2 separate regions of the Homo sapiens genome follow, and region 1 is linked to region 2. The links are chromatin contacts, found by Hi-C or POLR2A ChIA-PET in ENCODE. All regions are on one chromosome and are shown on one strand. The core of a region is the stretch at or near the end of the contact, and the rest is flanking DNA. Distances in the headings are between cores, read along the strand shown. Region 1 overlaps PRDM2 (PR/SET domain 2). Region 2 holds the start of NPHP4 (nephrocystin 4).

Region 1 (6,625 bases), core at 814-3,313, 7.7 Mb before region 2:
GTAAAACATGGATTTGACATTTATTGTTGAGGACAGCCAAGCAGTTTCAAAATACAAAAGCATATATAAATAGCAGTCTGTATCCAGGGAAACACATTTTCTCTTTAATAAAAATATTCTTGACTTTAAAGAACACATTAAAATGATTGTTTTAAATTCAAAATGTCAAATTCTGAGAGAACAGAATAATTATTTCATAAAACTCTGAAAAACAAAGAATCAGAATTACTTCTTACCTCCCACATGTATACATTATTCTTAACCTGAGATCTTTTTTTCTTATCACCAACAAATGGCCCAAATTTTTTGCCTTTTAAAATTGGTTTAGTGGCCCAGACACCTAGAAAATAAAATCAGTATTTTTATAATGTATCATGGTTATTTTAAAGATTGAAACCATTAAAATCGCTTAAGTTTCACAAAACAGTTAAAAGGCTAGACTGCCTAAATCAAGCTAATGTTAAAATAGCCTGAGATCAAGTTAAATTAAGTCAAGTCCTCAATGGGGATTTTTATTTTTCTTCTTTATACTCTTCTGTTCTATAAAGAACCTATATTGTTTTACGATTAGAAAAAAATGTTTTATATACTTTTAAAATGTTTTACATGTAACACTACCCGTACAGTAGGATCACAAATACTTGAATAACACAGTCACAACAACTGAAGAGAAAAAATATTGGAATGGAGTGAAACTACAACTGATTTTTGAACTCCTCTGTCTGCTTGTTTATAAAGTTCAAATTGTCTCTAATGAACATGACTTGTTCTTATAAAGGGTTAGAAATATAGTTTTATGAATAAATAGTTTTGAAGTTCATTTGCTTTAAAGTAGAAAACCCTTTCCTGCCTAACTAAGCTTCCTGAAAACTTAGCTACTGGAACGGCTCACTTTTCAGAGTTTCTAACAGCCAAAATAGCTGTTCATCCACAGTATTCTTAGGGTTGTTTCTATTTACTATGCACTGACCATAACGGAAAGCGATATAATGAGCAAGCAGACAGTAAAATGGCAGGAGTCTGGCCCAGCAGTCAACAGCATCACTTTAGATCGGTTCCCTCACCTTTTGGCTTCAGTTTCCTCATATACAGAATGGGGGGTAAAGGCTGGGCCAGTCCTATCCTGCTAGGATGTACAAATTCCACTTCTCTGTAAGTCCGCTATGTAAGTCAACAATCAGTTGAGCTATAAAATCAACCACTTTCATTTGAACAATATGTTCAAACTGCTCAATGAATAAGTTTCCAATGAGAATTTTTAAAAGCATGTATTAAAATTTTTTCATACATATGTACATATAAATTGGGATATCGGAAGTACATCTAAAAAAAAGAAACAGGGATATAAATATGATATATTCCAAGACTGTATTTTGACTAAAGTTTTACAATTTACTTCCTTAGCTTCTGTCTAAAGATTAGGCCACATAAAAACCAAACACACACGCGCCTGGTTTGTGTTCAAGGAGAAATCCCAGCCAGAAGAATTTAGATACACTCACAGCATGTCATTCATTCAAGTATCTACTGAGGGTCCACAAAGTATCTGGTACTGGAGGCACAAAGATACATAAGAAATAAAGGCACTCACAAGCAATAACAGAGCCAAGTGTAAAAATATTACAAAACAATGAAGTGAATATAATGGTACAATCATGCTCCTCATGGTGAAATCAGAGAGAAGGGAACAACACGTTCTGTGGGGTGAGGCTCAGCAGGGAGACTCAGAGGAGGAGGACACTCAGGCAAGAGGGATGGGACCTACGTGTGTGTGTGTGTGTTTGTGTGTGTGTCTGTTTGTGTGTTCCTGGTTTTATTTTTACAACCCATGTCCAACCTGGATTCTTGACTAGAAAATGCATCAACACCATATAATCTTCTAAGTCAAGGGTAAATTGCTGCTTTTATGGTGCGCTCCCTACCTGACATGCCCCTGCAGGAAGCCTCACTGCCACCTGCTCTTTACTGCCTGACTTGCTCCGTGACAGGAGGAGCACTCACCAATCCGGGTCTTGTCAACAGCAGAAGGGAAAAGCCTCACTTCCTCCGGAAGTCCTCGCAGCACATGTTCGGGTACCTCAGCCAGGGTCTCGGTGGCCGCCACAGGCTCAGTAGTGTTCTGCAAGTCAAGAAATGGAAGGATCACAGCAAAAGAAAGAAAACTCAAATCATGGGTTTTTTTTTTTTTCTGGTTCAATAAGCAAGTATGCAAAAATGTAACCGAAACCTGAAGCTGGCAAGACAGACCAAAACGATGATGTCAAGCATTTGAGGAGCTGCTTTGATGCTTGTTTGTAACTGTCCAAAGGAAACCACTGCAACCTTCAAGCATGTCTGTGTTACTCTATTTTGTTCCAGCCACCTGTGGCCATTTCCAAAATATGATAATCTCTGCCACCATACTGCTTTAAACACAAATAGAATCTGGCAGCAAAATATAGCATAAGCTTACTTCTAAATCAAAGGCTACCATCAGTACCTTAGCACATTTAAAAAATAAAAACCAACACTGCCCACTTCAATGAATGCTTTCAGCACACACCACAAAGGCTACTGGGGCCCTCCAACCCTGCCCCATCCATGTTGCCCTCCAGCAACAACCCCTAACTGGATGGGGCTTGAATATTCCACCCCAAAACACGACAACTTATTGTGGTCCCTTACTGCAAGTGCCACCTTTCCAGGAAACAGTAATTTACCACTGTTTACCAAGTCACTAAACAGCAAAGTCACCAGGATATCACAGAGTTGCTAAGAAACAGAGAATTTTTTTAAATTATTTATCAAAGTTTAGGCTGGAATTCATCATAATCTTAAGAAAAGATTACTATTAGATATGTATGTAAGGAAGGGAGAGATTTGAGCCAACTGGGAGAATATGACTGTTATTTTCTCATTAACTTTCAAATCAAAGGAACACCAAGGGTCTAGTAACCAGTACACCATATATCCTACGGAGCTGATGTGCACATCACGGCACTGCTAAGAATGATAGGCTTTGTAGTCTGAGTGTGTTTCATTTCACTGCACAGGGAAACACTTCTCCAGGACTTTTAAATGAACCAACACAGGCAAAAGTAAACCCCAAACAAAAAAGATTAATTTTTCCCACAACCAGGAAGCTCTTGTCGTCTTCAAGAATATATGTACCAAGAAAAGAATATCATCCAAACTGGCATACTCTCAGCATTTCAATTTTTGGCTTATTAATTATCAACAGTCTACTTCAAGAGAAATAAATCTCACAGTCATTATAAACATGGTCATCTACTCTCTGGCCTGCTTCAAGCTCGAGAGCCCAAGAGAGGGCATCTAGAGACAGGTTTGTCTCTCGTGCAGAGCCGAGCCAACTGAGCCTCCATTTCAGACACACAAATGCTTTGTTCCTGCTTGATTTACACCTTTGTCCCAACAATATCCCTGAAACATTTTCCAAAACATAAGATAGCCAATTAGCCCCAGAAAATGGTCTTATGGTATTTTTAATTAGCTAAAGTGTGAATAAATTAACCATAGACATTTTTCACTTCTAAATATAGTGTCCCCATTTTTAAATTCTTAATCTATAAGCTGGATTTTTGGAAATGTGAACAATTTATTTCCAAAGAGGGAAAAGGTATTACACTGGTAGTTGGCATTGGCATCCTAAGCTACATAATGATTATTTCATAACACTGATAAAGTAAGTGACATTAACAAATATTAGCCAGAGTGATGTCCTATCAGCACTGGCCATTTAGTAAAGTAAAAGGGGATTTTCTTCTTCCGTCTCAGCTGGGACCCTAGGCAAACACTCAGCACCATTTATCCTCCCCAGGAGCACAGCCGCTTTGAAAAGTCACCATGTCTGCTAACCTAAACGGATACTTCCAGGCACTTTCACAGTAATTCTAATGACAACTTCGTATTTACTGAGAACTTCCTCGCTCAAGGCACTGTGCTGTCTTACATGCTGGGTAGAATGTACTCCAAATAGTCCAAGAGACAGGTATTATCAGTGTCTCCCCCTCTCCACACAGAGCAGGGAATTAGAGCTTAGAGACATTGCTTAAAGGGCTCAAAGCCTGGATCTGAATATCTGTCTGATTCGAGTGCCTATAGTCAGTCCTAATCATCAAGGAGTTTTCACTTAAGATTCTGCTGGAATATCATCTAAGAACCTCTGACCTAAAACTTCCAGATTTCCATGGAAATGTCAGCAGGAGATGGTGCTTAAGGCAGGAATGGTCACTCCCACAAGAAATGTGTAACTTGAGTACAAGTTAGAGATCACATGTATTAAAATTTCTGAAGCGCCCGAGAACATGAAGGACCTCAGCAGAGAAGCCATGGGAAAAAGAAATACCAAAAAATCCTATGTATTTGTTTATCTGTTTTAAGTCAACCCATTATTTTTTGTCTTTTTTTTCTTTTAAATTACTCCTTTATTCCACATCTTGTCCCACTAGACCCATTGGTTTTTCCTTTTGGACTCATACACCCAGCAGAGGAAAGCTTTTTCTGTTATTGTCGTATCCTTCACATTACAAAAAGACCAAACTACAACAGAGCACCTCAGTTCACAGCAGCACAACCCAGACGCTGGGCAGCCCCAGGGCCCTCCCTCCCTTCTTCCCCACAGCCCCGCTGGACTCTCCATGGCCGTGGCTATGGCTGCAAACTGCCTAGAACATTTCTAGAAAATCAATGATTTGAGAAGTAGAAGGTAGATTCATGGGCTGGACTTCTGAAATAGAACCACCCTCTTTTCTTCCTTGGTTCTCCTTCACAGCTCTTACCACAATTTTAAATGCTTATTTGTATAGCTGTGTGTTTACTGTGTGCCTCCTCTGTGAGACTGCAGTGAAGACAGATGGTGTCTATCTTATTCAGTGTTGTGTTCCCCCAGCTTAGCAGTAGATTTCAAATGTTTGTTGTCACTTAAATACTTGAATGAGTACATGGCTCTTTGTAAGCTAACTTAAAGCTTTTTTTAAAAAGGAGGGATAGAAATAAATGAAAGAGCTGGGTCATCTATCAGGAAGTATCTCCTCCACATGTGCCTGAATTTCTTGAAATTGAGGTAGGTATTCTTCTGGATCAATATAAGAATCCTTTTTTAGAAAATGTGGTATGCCATTAATTCCAAGCAACCAATGTACAAGTGAACCTTAGGAACAAAGGAATGTTTTCAAAAAATTCTCTCCCCCACATACTCATAAACTGGGATCTCTTCTTGGTACATATCCTGACAGGATAAGATGTAATATCATATCTAAACAGGTTCATCTTGATTCTTATACTAAAGAATCACAATTTGATCCTGGCACTATTTCCCAGATTGATCTTGTCTAAAATAAGTTGCACCATCTACTCTATTTATTTATTTCTATATTTCCAAATCCCTGCTACAGGCCAGGCAATGTTCTAGGCAGCACGCTTGCCTCAACACGGCATCACTCTGGTAAGAAATAGAGACAAAATTAAACACATACATACAATGGCTGATGCCCTGTAGAAAACTCAAGCACAAAAAAGGGGACACATGCCTTCCGATCAGTGGCGAATGAAAAAAAAGAGGGGAACGCGAGGCGTGGTGGCTCACGCCTGTAATCCCAGCACTTTGGAAGGTCAAGGCGGGCAGATTACCTGAGGTCAGGAGTTCGAGACCAGCCTGGCCAAGATGGTGAAACCCCGTCTCTACTTAAAATACAAAAATTAGCTGGGCGTGGTGGCTCATGCCTGTAATCCCAGCTACTCAGGAGGCTGAAGCAAGAGAATTGCTTGAGCCCGGAAGGTGGAGGTTGCAATGAGCCGAGATCGTGCCACTGCACTCCAGCCTGGCTGACAGACCGTCTCAAAAAAAAAAGGAACACAGTCATGGAGTAGGGATGGAGATGCCTGTTCAGACAGAATGCTGAGGCCTCTCTAGAAGTAGAAAGGGAATCTGTGACAATATTGGGGAAACATGTCAGGAAAAGAAAACAGCCAGGACCAAATCTCAAATTAAGAGGAAACGCAGTATCCAGGCAAAAAGACCCATGTGTCCAGAGCAGAGAAGGTAGGAGAAGCAGCTAGAACTGAGGCAGGAGGGGCAGGCAGGGGTAAGGTCTCTGAGAAACACTCATCGCCATTCGCTTGTCTACCCAGAATAAGCAGAATAGAAGTCATCAAGCAGAGAGCAGAGAGCAGATCGCAAGCTCCGCAAGGCACCCCAGCTGCTGGCGTCTCCCAGTACGCCCTGTCCTTGCTGCCCCTGAATAGAAGTATGTTCCTGTCTCATGGGTTTTTAACACTGATCACTGTGATATGAAAGAAGCTAAAGAACTTCTCTGCTTCCCTATTAGCTGACCTCAATGAGGACTCATTATTTGACTGCTTAATGAAGTACAGTCTTTAAACATGTATCAATGAACAGATCTGGAACAGTATGTATTAAATTTAACATGTTAAATTTAAGTCAATTTAATGTCATTTAGTTATTAACTATTAATTGATCTCATTAATTCGATGTTTCCAACTTCCTACCTCAAACTCAAAGAAAGTCACTACCCGCTTCTCTTCCCCCAATTAATCGCCAAAGCGTCTCTCCTTCATTCAGCCCATCCGTCAGTCATTAACACATACTCCCTGAGTGTCTGCTCAG
Region 2 (7,482 bases), core at 1,985-4,484:
TCACTCTTCTCTAACTATGGGGCCATCTCTTTGAAGGCCACGAACAACAGTACCCTTGCACCAGGGCCTGCATGCCAGGCAGGACTGAGTCGCTGAGAAATCTCCATGGTAGTGGCACCTCCCAGTCCCAAAAGCCCCTCCAGTGACCTGGACACACCCAAGGGCACTGGCTGCGCCCATGAATGTCAGCAATGCCTCCAAGTGGCCTTCTGAAGGGACAGCCGGTCATGTCCTCGGGGTGCTGGCTTCCCCCAGCTCGGACAGCCAAGGCATGAACTGGGCTCAAATAAGTAGGAAGTAGGGGGTCCAACCCAGCTCCGTCACTGCCTCTGTTGACCCTGGAGAAGCCTGTCCTTCCGTTTAGTCCTCTGAGAGCAAGGATGACCGGCTGCTGGGTGCCAAGACCCAAGTCCTCCTGGTGGTGGGAGGGGGACTGGCGGGAACATGGGGTCTATGGCCCTAGACACCTCTGGCATCAATCCTTCTCGAATTGCCGCCCCGAGCTGCCCACTGTCCTGCCTCCTTATTCAGGGACGCCAGGAAAACATTCACTCTGGGACCTCTGGCGGCGTGAATATCACTGAGAACTTAGCCGAGGACCAGACACATACCGCACCTGGCCAGAGTCCCTGGAAACAGAAGCACGGTCCCCTGGTTCTCGCGAGGGAGCAGGCTCTCCTTCCACACAGATGATGTGTTCCCAGTTACCACGGCAGAGCACCAACACACAGGAAGGTCTAGGGGAGGCCCCTCCCTCCAAGCCCAGGCCGGAAACTGCCAAATCAAAACTGTGTGGCACTCGCTTCCTCCTGAACCATTTGGGTCTTAGAAGATGACTGAAAAATGAAAGCGAGGAAGCCTTCTCTAGCTGGCCAGCCCATGGCACCCTCGGCCTTTCCAGCTCTCTAGCGCCATGGCCCACGTCCCACCTCCCGGGTGCAATGGCTTCTGTGCACACTGCTTCCCATCCAGGCTCCAAATCCAGACCCAAGACGGTTCTCAACCAAGAAACACACGAAAAGGGTTTCACACTTTTTCACGACACCCCCCAACTCCAGTGCCTGGCTCAGCCCCCAGGTGTTGACTAGCACCTACAAAGCATTTGCTGACTGGCGCAGGGAAAAAAAAAATGGCCCTGGGTGTCAACAGGGAAGCCCCTACCATGCTGCTCTCGAGGGATGTGCTGCGGCCCGAACACTGTCAGTGCCACTGAGGCCGAGTGTGGCCGTGGAGACAATGACAGGACCTGGAGGACCAAGTGCACTCTTAGGGCCCCACACTGCGAGAGCACAGGGCCAGGAGCTGCACAGGGCTCTGCAGCAGACACGGCCGCCAGGCGAGAATCAGGTGGGCAGATGTGACTCTCCACACGTAGGTCCCCAAACCCTGCAACCTGCAACGCGGGGCCTGAATGCGGCTTCCTTAGCAGAGCAGGAGCTTACTCTTGGCACTGGGGGAAAGGGGAGGGGTGAGGCTGGGGTTTTTGTCGGGGAGGAGAAGTTGCAGAGAAAGAAAAAATCCTGAAACGACAGACAGTGGGACAGCTGTGGCCTGAACTTGGTGTTCTTGCTCCTCGGATGTGGATGTATTAATTTCCATAAATGCTAATAGCCCACTTCCCCAAGAGCTATTACTTATGTCATCTCCCCTTGGACACAGTTCAACACAGGGCAGACAAATGAAAGGGAGGAAAAGACAACCCCCAGTGGCGGTCCCCAGCTCCTCAGCCCCCTCCCAACCAGGCAGCTCAGGTCTGGTTCCTAAGGTGGCCCTGCTAACCGCAGGGTCAAGACCCCTGCCTTCAGCTCCGTAGCCAGGTCCCTATCACGACAGGAAGCAAGAAAGTTACCAACCCCAAAAATGCTGAATCACAAAGTGAGGCTGAGCAGGAAAGTGGGGGTGGGGAGGGAAGGAGACGGTGGCCAGGGAGGAAAGGTGCTAAGGGGCTTTCCACCTGGAGCACCCCGGGATGCTGCGGGCAAAGCACAGTCCCTGTAAGAGCCCCCAGGACAAATGCCAGGAGGAGGGACACCAGGATGCGGCTGGTTGGCGGGGTGGGAAGGTGGGCAGGTACCCCGGCTGCTGCTAATGCCGCAGGACGCGGTGCAGCAGTGGGGTCTTTGCATCCTGGGAGCAGCAGCAGGTAGGGAGGTGCGGAAGTGCTTTGTGCCAAGGCCTGGCAGGAGGGAGAAGCTTAAGATAGGAGTAGGGGCTCAGGGTCAGAAGTGGCGGTGTGTGTGCTGTAAACAGCCCGAGGAACTGGTGCAGGAAGCAGGGTCACAGTCTTGGGGAGCAGGGTAAGGTGGTGAGAGCGTGCCCGCGGGGAGAGGTCGGAGGGGCTGGGGGCAGAATGGGAGGGTGGGGAAAGGGACCGGAGCGACACAGGGACAGGCAGCGAGAACGACGGATGAGCCTTGAGAAGCGATCAGGAGGAGAGATGGGGAGGACCGGGAACAGCAGCGCCCCGGTGGGGCTGCGCAGAGGCCGGGAGAGGGGATGAGAGGAGGATGGAGGAAAGGGGAGGGCGAGGCTGCTAGGACCGGAGCGGGCAGAGATGGGGAAGAGGTGCACCGGGAAGAGGGACGGCGGCAGGGGCAGGGGTCAGGGATGCGAGCTGAAGGGTCGGGCGGGCGGGAGGACAGGGAAGGAAAGACAGAAAGGGATGGGGGAAGGGAGACGATGGAGAAGGAGGTGAGGAGGCTGGAGAGGAGGTGAGACAGCGGCGGAGGCAGGGACGCAGGGCCGGGGAAGAAGAGATGGAGACGGGACCGCGGCGCCTGCCGCAGCGCGGGCCTCGCGGATACCCGCCGCCGCCGTCCCGGAGCAGCTTGGTGGAAAGCGCGCCCCGCCGGGGTCTCCCCGGTACTCACCTGGGGGCTCCAGCTCCGGATCCTGTGCCCCGCGCCGGATCTTCCTTCCCGCCCTGCCCCTGCGACTTTAGCGCCCCCGAATCCCGCTAGCTCCTGCAGGTTCCGCCAGCAGCATCTTCACCTCGTGGGACGCCCGGGGCCACGCCTCTTCCAGCTTCTGATTGGCTATTGTTCACGCCAGTCACATTACCATTGGTTGAGGGGTCGTCGGACATGCAAATCAGGATGGGCCCGCCGCCGCACCGATTGGCTGGCGCTCGCAAAGCGCAGCCCTCGACTTGGGCTCTGATTGGCTCCGCGGCCCTGACGGCGACAGTGACGCGAGGCGGGTTCTTGGACTGAGTGTGCGGCGCGGTGCGCCGCCTTCCGAGGCTCCTCCCGCGGGTGGCAGCGGACGGGGCGCGCCCCTCGGCCAGTCCTCGGTCCTCAGGCTTGTGGCTCCGTTGAGCACCGGCCGCCGGGCCTCTGGGTCCGTCGAGTGGAGACTCTCTGAAAAGCGTGGGCTCCGTGGCCTCCGGCGCGGCCGCGGCGGGTCGGTCTCCTAGGTAACGCGGCCCGCGGCGGGCGGAACCATGTGGGCCGGCGCCGCGGGGGAGGTTGGACGCGGCCTCGAGGCACAGGGGGCCTCAGTGTTGGCCAGAGCCTCGGGGTTCGGGGGTAGGGTGGTCCACGCCGTCCCTGCGTGGGGGCCCGGTGCCTGGGGTGCGGCGGTGGCGCGCGGCGGGGGCTGTCCCCGCGTTAGTCGCAGGCGTCCCCCCTCGTCGGGACACTTGGGGTCGGGGCCGCTGGGTGCCGTTTGGCTACGTGGGTTCCTTTCTGCCCTTGCCCTTTGCCCCCTGCCCCCTGCCCCCTGCCCCCTGCCCCCTGGCCTCTCTGCAGCCCCTCGGCTGAAGGGAGCGCGGTACCGATGTTCTGGGCCTTGGCTCCCCGCGCCCTAGTCCGCGCGCATCCTTCCCAGGCCGGAGTCCGCGGACCCCGCCTGGCCGCGCCCCTCCGCCCCTCCTCCCCGCCCCCCGGCTCCAGCTCCGGCTCCGGCTGTCAGTTCCCCGCGGTGGCTCTGCGGCCTTCGGGCGTCCCTGCGAGGCTTTGTACCCGGCGCCGTCCCGGCCTTCTGCGCCCCTTTCCTGCCTTGGAACCTCCCGGCCGACCCGGCCCGGAAGGCGCCACCCGCTCCCGCGTGCCCTTCCCCACGCGTGCAGGCTGCTCCCGCCCGCCCCCGGGCTTGCAGGCACCTCGCTGCCCGAGATTCCTCGTGTCTAACTTCTTAGGAGACCGCTGCTTTCTGCCTCCGTGTGTCGCGATGTGTGGCTTTGGTGGACGTCTGTGAAGGAAATCCAGCCTCTCGCGTGTGTAGTTGGCAAAAGGAGGAGTATTTCTGTTGATGGTGGGCAGCGCCTCCCGGTCCTAACCCAGGGCTCCGTTCGTTGCACCTCCTCTGTGCAGTTTCCGTAGGTCACACTTGTGTCTTTTTGTATGCTAATTTGTGCCCCGTTTCTTTACATTCTATGGGGGTAGCGAGCTTGTCTGCTGTGTTCAAGACCGTTTCTCCCGGGCGCAGGGTAGGTGCTGAAAGAATGCTCATGAATGAGGGAATTCCAGGCAGTGCTTAATCAGACCTCTGCTTCCCCAAAAGCTCCCCAAGGCATCTGGGTCTCAGGCATTACACATTTTCCATTCCGGGAAGGAGGCTTCCCGGACCCTGACAGCGCCTCCCACCCCCTGCATCTTCCTTCAGCCCTGCTCACCTCTGCACCCTCCCGGGGGCCTGTTGCTGCTCACAGTCACTTTCTTGTCTTTCTCCCCCACTGGCTTTCTAGATGCTTGAAGACAGCACATTTGACAGCCTTCTTATGCACTGGAACACAAGTGCTCGGGAAATAGTTGCTGAATAGATCAGCAGAAGCAGAGATCTCAAGGAGATTTCACAGCTCTCATTTTGGAGGTTGGAAACAGGTGGGGAGGCTGCGAATCTGTCCTGAAGTTAAAGAGGAGACAGCATTAGCCCTGGGTTCCTTTGGTGCTCTTACTTTTTCCCTCTGGGCCTCTCTTCTCCCTTGGCCTCTCCTGGCCTCCTTGATTGAGGTAGTGGGAGGTAGTTATAATAGCTTACAGTATTATATCTATAATACTATTATAATAGCTAGTTATAATAGCTAGCTGTGTGACCTTGGATTGGCTGTTTATCCTTTCTGAGTCTCAGTGTTCTCATCTGTAAGATGGCGATAATGATGATTCTCATTTGGCAGAGTTGTTGGAATAGTAACCATAGAATGTGAGTTCCTGTCTTGCATCAGGGGCTCATTAAAAGTGGGTGTATTTTCTTCTTCTTCTTTTTTTTTTTCCCCTGGAGAGCCCACTGTACCCTTTTCTTGGGTTCAAGACCTGGAGCCTTCTCGATTTTCTCTTTTATTGTTGATTTGGCCCCAAAGGCCCCTCTGCACTTCCTCCAGGGCATTTGTATTTCATCCTTAAAAGACTTTTGCTGAAGACCCAGCCTGGTGTCATGGAGCTCACAGTCTCGCAGGACTACAGCACAGCCCTGGTGAAGCGTGGTGGCTCTTCTGTCACCTGCCCTGTGTGGGAGCAGCCGGAGGTGGGGGATGGGGCTCTCGCTCTGAGGAGGGAGCATTTGGTTTGACTCCTAGAGGCCAGAGCAGAGGTGGAAAGGAGCAAGGAGCAGGTGGAAGGGCACCCGGAGAGGTTTGTGAGGTGCTGGGATGGCAGTGAGAGCTGCTGCGGGCGCTTGGGCTCCCACCTGCAGAGTCTCAGGTGTCACCTCGGCCTCCGTGGCCCCTCAGACTAGGACTGCCCTGCCTCCACATCCCGAGCCTCAGGACTTCCGTGTGGGTGGCAGGTGCTTTCGGAATGGATGCCCTTCCGCCTAGTGTCTGCCCTCCTAGTACAGCAGGGGGCCGGCATGCTTCATGCTCCCTGTGAGGGTCGACTGGCGTATGCACGTCCTTCAGCAGTGTCCTTGGGCCAAGTGTGGCACTGAGTCCTGCAGACACCCAGGGAGAGGGCAGGAGGCACCGGGTCAGAAATCTGGGGCAGGTGAGGAGCATGGGCATCTGCGTCAGGAGAGACTTCCTCTCTGAAATCCCCACCTGGGGCCATCACGGCCTGCATTGTGTGTGAATACATTTCTGAATGTTATAAAACATCAGTGGGAAAGAAAAGCTTGAGGGTAGCTTTGCTAAAGCTTCTGTTTGGTTCCGTGACCATTTACTGAGTTGTGACGGTACCAAGAACACAGGAGGAATGAGGCTTCTTTCTTCAAGAACTTGGCCAGCGAGCAATTCAACACAAGATAGGTGACGAATGATGTGACCAAGGGAAGCACAGGGGCCATGTGAGCCTGGGGCCTGGACCCTGGGAGCACCTGGGAAGCCCTCCTGGGGGAGATGGCCCTTGAGCTGGTATTGGTCAGGTGTCTTCTGCTTATAAGTCGTGGACAGCTGTATGATTTCCTGTGGCTCCTGTAAGAAAGTCCCACAGACTTGGTTGCTTAAAAGTAGCACAAATTTGTTCTTTTCCAGTTAGGCCGGTCAGAAGTCCAAAGTCGGCTCTCCCTGTGGTGGCTCCTGGGGCTCTGGGCTGGCATGGTGTGGGCAGTTGTGGGCATTGGAGGAGAGACATCCTGGGCTCAAGTCTCCCGGGGAAGACTGATGGCTCAGTGTGGGCCATGTGTTCCTCCTTGAAGCAATCACTGCAGTCTCTGGCTGGAATCGGGGAGCAGCTCTCCCCATACATGGAATTGGGTCAGGGTCCTCCACAAAACAAGGGAAGTTGAGCGACAAAAATAGCCCACAGAGAACAAAAAGGAACAAACCAGCATGTGTGCCTGCTGGATTCACACAGGACCAGACTGAGTCTGGTCCTCAGGAATACCTGGCCCACATGCAGCATCTGCGTGCACTGTGGGTGGAGGCGGGACGCTGGGCCAAGGATGCAGCGTCTGGGTGCACTGTGGGTGGAGGCGGGACCCTGGGCCAAGGATGCAGCGTCTGGGTGCACTGTGGGTGGAGGCGGGACCCTGGGCCAAGGCCCCTCTCAGGCTGCCTGGTCATGTCCTCTCGGTTCCCACACATGCCGGGAGCATGCAGGGGGTGAACCATTAGCACAACCCTTCTCAAACTTTTTGGTCTCAGATCCCTTTACCCTTTAAAAGATTATTGAGGACCCCAAAGAACTTTTGTTTATGTGAGTTATATCTACCAATGTTTACTGCCATAGAAGTTAAAACTGAGAAATGTTAAAAATATTAATTTATTTAAAAATAAGGCTGTGACATGTTAACATAAAAACATTTTTTACAAAAACCAACTATATTATCCAAAACAAAAAAAAATTTAGAAGAGTGGGATTCTTTTGCATTCTTGCAAATATCTTTACAGTCTCCTTAAGAGAGGACAGCTGAAGGCTCCTGTTTGCTTCTGTACTCAGTCTGTTGCCTTGTGTTGCCTTGGTTGAAGTATGTGAAGGAAATCCATCCCGATCTAGTTAGGGAGGAGTCTCTTGGGTCATTGTGGATATTCTTTGCTGCTGCATTGAAACCCTACGAGCAGAAGTTTCTTAAGGATTTGTTCTAAAGCAGAGTCTCCACCATGTGAAT

The links. Hi-C counts contacts between places; a loop is a spot of excess contacts on that map. ChIA-PET counts read pairs that join two places held with the same protein, here RNA polymerase II (POLR2A). Pooled maps may share reads with other maps.
Region 1: a map of naive thymus-derived CD4-positive, alpha-beta T cell shows a loop between it and region 2 (9-fold over the local background). The contact joins the enhancer-like site here to the promoter of NPHP4 in region 2. A Hi-C loop is called at or near these places in 1 of 168 maps with a recorded cell type or tissue (naive thymus-derived CD4-positive, alpha-beta T cell) and 9 of 50 pooled maps. POLR2A ChIA-PET finds 5 or more read pairs at or near these places in 1 of 52 experiments (PC-9).

Annotation. Positions count from the first base shown.
Region 1 is chr1:13,726,494-13,733,118 of GRCh38, reverse strand. It overlaps PRDM2 (PR/SET domain 2), which reads right to left. Exons shown (of 10, transcript NM_001393986.1): 3 at 2,002-2,119; 4 at 237-340. Among named protein-coding and RNA genes, the nearest start is that of PRDM2, 30 kb to the right of the region's middle. RefSeq lists enhancers at 1,609-1,698, 1,919-1,978, 2,039-2,348. Within about 2 kb of position 2,063, at least 17 of the 41 ENCODE cell types and tissues checked have a DNase peak (open chromatin) inside an H3K27ac peak, as active enhancers do.
Region 2 is chr1:5,988,177-5,995,658 of GRCh38, reverse strand. NPHP4 (nephrocystin 4) reads left to right here and starts at 3,234. Exons shown (of 30, transcript NM_015102.5): 1 at 3,234-3,415. It also overlaps a transcript of KCNAB2 not described here. RefSeq lists enhancers at 1,885-1,934, 3,811-4,665 and silencers at 2,685-2,934, 3,015-3,194, 3,235-3,404, 3,555-3,734.